2 separate regions of the Homo sapiens genome follow, and region 2 is linked to region 1. Evidence: read pairs that join two places in POLR2A ChIA-PET (ENCODE). Cell type or tissue: PC-9. All regions are shown on one strand.

The links. ChIA-PET counts read pairs that join two places held together with the same protein. Peaks named below come from ENCODE experiments on the same cell type or tissue, not always from the same donor. Only the 100,000 strongest peaks of a DNase experiment are listed, where the experiment ranks them.
Region 2: POLR2A ChIA-PET joins it to region 1 with 6 read pairs; 1 of 35 experiments calls an interaction of 5 or more read pairs at or near these places.

What each region holds. Positions count from the first base shown.
Region 1 is chr20:57,747,307-57,749,806 of GRCh38, reverse strand. No RefSeq gene overlaps it. Among named protein-coding and RNA genes, the nearest start is that of NKILA, 38 kb to the right of the region's middle. RefSeq lists enhancers at 417-1,274, 1,275-2,134. In PC-9, no CTCF peak of the experiment used is centred here; a DNase peak (open chromatin) is centred at 1,096; H3K4me3 peaks cover 1,156 bases.
Region 2 is chr20:57,430,449-57,432,948 of GRCh38, reverse strand. No RefSeq gene overlaps it. Among named protein-coding and RNA genes, the nearest start is that of RBM38-AS1, 39 kb to the right of the region's middle. RefSeq lists an enhancer at 159-208. In PC-9, no CTCF peak of the experiment used is centred here; a DNase peak (open chromatin) is centred at 1,468.

The sequences.
Region 1 (2,500 bases):
GTAAAATTAGGAATGCCTTTGTTCTCCAGATATCAGGATATCTGGACACTCCCAAGTCTGGGTCTGTTTAGTAAACATTATTAATTTGTTCCTTAACCATAAACATCTAGAGGCTCAGAATGCCTGACTTTCTGGGAACGCAGCCCAGCAGGTCTCGGCCTCATTTTCCAGCCCTCACTCAAGATGGAGTCGCTCTGGTTCCAACGCCTCTGACACTGAGACACTCCAGTACCCCCAGACCCTCCTCCTCCTCCCATCTCTCTCCCTTCACCCCTCCCTCCCTCCTCTCCTCTCTCCCTGCCTTCCTGCCCTTGCACTGCCAGGCTGGCATTGAGGAAGGTCGGCTTCCTTCCGCAGACAGCACATTTCAGCCAGCTCAGCTTCCTGAAGGCAACCCTCCTCCAAACCCTTTACAATTTATTTATCTAATTAAAAATCTCTCAGCAGCTCAACATGCTTGAAGAGTTCATATTTAACCAACACTCACGGCCACCCCAACCCATCCAGGCAGGGCAGGCCCTCCCAAGAGCCTTGCCCTCTCAGGCCCTGGGAGCTGGGCTGGGCAGAGCCTCCACTCAGCTCCCCAAGTCCACCTAGAGCAGGGGGGCCGGGCACCCCAGGCTCGCCCTGGCCCCCGCCAGCTGCGTTTCCGGCCAATGAACCTGCCGCTCAAAGCCTCCTTTTTAATTAACTCCATATCTCAGGCGGCCGGAGCACGTGGGCAAACTTCTGTCTGACTTCCCTGCGAAGCCCAAGCACACCCCAGTTTGCTTTCTAAGAATAGAAGCGGGAGATGGCGGGGAGGGAGGAGGCCGGAATCTAAAAATGAATGCGCAGCCCAGAGCGAAACAACCCAGGCCAGCAGAGGGGAAAGAACGCGGCGCACGCGTGCACACACACGCGCGCGCACACACACACGCACACACACGCAGAGCCCAGCCCAGTGGAGCTGTCTGCTGCCATCCTGGGTGTGAGCCGCGGACCTGGCAGCCTGCCCAGCTGTCTGGCAGGGATGGGGGTGGCGGTGGCGCTGCTCATCCCGGCAGCAGGCAGCTGGGGACGCCCATGGGAGTCTGGAATTTTTTTTTCTGGGCCGCTTGGTTTTCCCCAGTAGACAGAGGTGACTCACAGGCTGGCAGGCTAAGTGGCTCAGGGGATCATGAGAGCCCCGATGCTGCGGTGCAAAGTTCCAGGAATTCAGAAACCAAAATGCCTGGGGCAGGAGAAAGGGCAAGACTTAGCCCCCACCAGGAAGACCAGGGAGAAAAGGTAACTCCAGCTCCACTGTTGAGGGGACACTTTGGAAGAAATCGGGATGTCTACTTAGCTGCTAGTAATAATAACAATAAAAACAACACCACCACCAGCTGCCATTCATTGAGATTTTGCTCTGTCACGCTCCGTTCTAAACTCTATACTTGGAATATCTCGTGAGCCTCACAACAGCCATGCGTGGTACCACTACTCCTGCCCCCATTTCCCTGATGAGGAAACTGAGGCCGGGGAGTTTGCTGTGTGCCCAAGCTCACATACTCAGGAAGGGCTACGCCAGGATCTGAACCCAGGCGGGCCTCCTGCACCAGCAGCAGCACGTCCCTGAAAGCCAGCCCTGCCCGTGGGTGCCTATGCTTGCAGCTGTGGCACCCAGGAGTGGCCGGCACCCCGGGCAGACGTGCCGGTAGGAGTGAGGTTATGGTTCAGTATCAGGTAACAACGAACCAAACAGAGAGAAAGTTTTCCCCTCCCAATTGTCTTTCACCCTTCCTAATTATCTGTGAAGGAGAAAGTCTCAGTTGGGTGCCAACTTGTCCTCAACACTCCCTGAGCACTTGGATTCCTTTTTTGAACCAAGAGAGCAGGCTCACGCTCACGTAGACATGGGTAACACTATTTTACTTTCGCGGTGTTTATTTTTCCATCTAGTTTTGGAAAGTTACCCAGATTTCCTCTTAGGGTAGTGATACAGAGTTCACTTTTAAGACAAATTAAGTTTTGTAAGTTAGTCGAACATTTCAGAGGGAGAGAGATACTGAAATATTTGTGGATGCAAAGACATGATTTCTGGGGTATGCCTCAGAGTAATCTGCAGTGGAGGAGCGAGTGAAGACATGGAAGAAACAAGATCAGCCACGAGTGGACACTTTTTGAAGCGAAGTGATGGGTATATTACATATCATTTCAAATATTGTATCTTATATTGCAACATTTAATATGACATGTTATATATAATACATACATTATATATTATGAGTATATTGTATTAGATTAGATTACATTATATTATTCAGGCCACTTTTGTATGTATTTAAAATTTTCCATAATGAAAACATTTTTAATGCTATATAAAAACTTTGTTAACTTATCTTAAAGAAAAAAGCGAAGAAATAGTATGAGTGGCAGCCAGACATGGCAGAAAGTATGACGGTGAAGTGCAGACGACTGAGGTGTGCAGAAGGTTAACAGAGGACATGCTTCCAACATTTCCAAGTTCATGATTTCC
Region 2 (2,500 bases), 320 kb after region 1:
CTTCCAAAAAGGCCCGGAGAAAGCACCCGGGGGGCAGATGGTCTCTTGTTCCTCCCTGGGGAATGGCTGGGAACCCTGCAGTGAGACACAGGGGCTGCGTGTCCCTGAGCCAACTCTAGCCGCTCTGGGTCTCAGTTTGAAAAAAAAGGGATTGGCCAGATTTGATTTTCAAAGCTGATGTTACCTGGTATTGCCTGAATCAGGAGCTCTCTGAGTCTCAGTTTCCCTATCTGCAGAATGGGTTGATGATGACCATGCCTGTAACAGAACGGCTAGTAGGATTCAAGGAGGCAGTGTGTGTGGCTGGCCTAGGGCAGAGCTGGCACATGACCAGGGCTCCGAAGGTGCTCGCTGTTGTCAGATGTCCACATGAAGTTTGACAAAATGAACGCAGAGCCCCTTGTTGAAACATTACCAGGAATTTCAAGATGGGCTGGGCGCAGTGGCTCATGCCTATAATCCCAGCACTTTAGGAGGCCGAGGCAGGCGGATCGCTTGAGGTCAGGAGTTCAAGACCAGCCTGACCAACATGGTGAGACCCTGTCTCTACTAAAAATACAAAAATTAGCCAGGAATGTGGTGCACGCCTGTAATCCCAGCTACTCAGGAGGCTGAGACAGGAGAATCACTTGAACCTGGGAGGCGGAGTTTGCAGTGAGTGGAGATCATGCCCATGGGTGACAGAGTGAGAACTCTGTCTCAGAAAAAAAAAAAGAAAGAAGAATTTCAAGATGGTAACAGCAGAGCAGGAAACCCTGAGCAGGGCCCTTCCGAGCCCTGCGTGACTGTCCTGGCTTCTGAGCCCTGAGTGACTGTCCTGGCTTCTGAGCCCTGCGTGACTGTCCTGGATCATGCATCCTGATAGGATGATTTCTATCAGAGGAGCCTCGGGGAGCCTACAGAGCAGTGCACAGCCCCCAAGCCCACCCCCAGCCCAGGCCCACGCTTCCCCCACCCCCGACCCGCTGCCCTGCTGCAGTTCCACGGATGGCCCGTTTGAAGAAGGTGATGAAAGTAGTAAAAAGGTGATGATGCCCAAATGCCAGTCCTCGGGGGACGGGTGTGACAGGGCTGAGCCCTGGGGTGGGTGGGGGCTGCTCTTCCAAGAATGGGCCTCACCTATACCCCTCCTCCCTGGACCTCAACATGTCATCAGTGGAAAACACAAAATCGAAGCACTGTGCACAGCGCAGATCATTCTCATGTGAGCTGTTTCACTGGTGCACACAAAACTATGGTCCTGCAAATTGCTGTAATCATAAATAGGCAGGTGAGGCCAGGCGCCGTGGCTTATGCCTGTAATCCCACTCAAGCCCTGAGCTTGACCCTGGCAAGCCAGGACCACCATCTCCAGAAAGAAAGAAAAGGTGCAAAGAGAGTAAGTGCAGAGAGTTCCCATACGCCCTTCACCCAGCTTCTTTCCTATTAGCATTTTACAAAACCACAGGACAATCAGCAACACTAAGGCATTCACATTGATGCAATAATTTTTTTTTTTTTTTTGAGACCAAGTCTTGCTTTGTCACCCAGGCTGGAGTGCAGTGGTGCAATCTCATCTCACTGCAGCCTTCACCTCCCAGGTTCAAGTGATTCTCCTGCCTCAGCTTCCCGAGTAGCTGGGATTACAGGCACGTGCCACCACGCCTGCCTAATTTTTTGTATTTTCAGTAGAGACGGGGTGTTACTATGTTGGCCAGGCTGATCTTGAACTCCTGGCTTCAGATGATCCACCTGCCTCGGCCTCCCAAAGTGCTGGGATTACAGGCGTGAGCCACTGTGCCCGGCCGATGCAATAATATGAATCAGACCATAGGTCACGTTCAGGACTCACAGCTTCTTCCTGATGTCCACTTTCTGCTCCAGGATCTCACGTCACACTGCAACCACCCAGGGGCCTTTCCCTGGGCTTTCTTTGTCTTTTGTGACCTTGACATAGTGAAGAGTATTACGTATTTTGCAAAGTGTGCCTCAGTTCGGGTTTGCCTGATGTCCTCTTGTGTTTTAAAATAGTATGTAATTCATATTCCACAAAATTTGCTCTTTTAAGTTTGTAAATTAGGCCAGGCACAGTGGCTTATGCCAGCTCTTTGGGAGGCTGAGGCAGGAGGATCACTTGAGCCCAGGAGTTTGAGACCAGCCTGGGTGACATAGGGAGACCCCGTCTCGAGAAAAAAAAAACGTTTTTAAAAAATTAGCCAGGCGGCCGGGCGCGGTGGCTCATGCCTGTAATCCCAGCACTTTGGGAGGCTGAGGCAGGTGGATCACGAGGTCAGGAGTTCGAGACTAGCCTGGCCAACATAGTGAAACCCCATCTCTACTAAAAATACAAAAAATTAGCCGGGCATGGTGGCATGTGCCTGCAGTCCCAGCTACTTGGGAGGCTGAGGCAGGAGAAACGCTTGAACCCAGGAGGCAGAGGTTGTGGTGAGCTGAGATTGCACCATTGCATTCCAGCCTGGGCAACAAAGCCAGACTCCAACTCAAAAAAAAATTAGCCAGG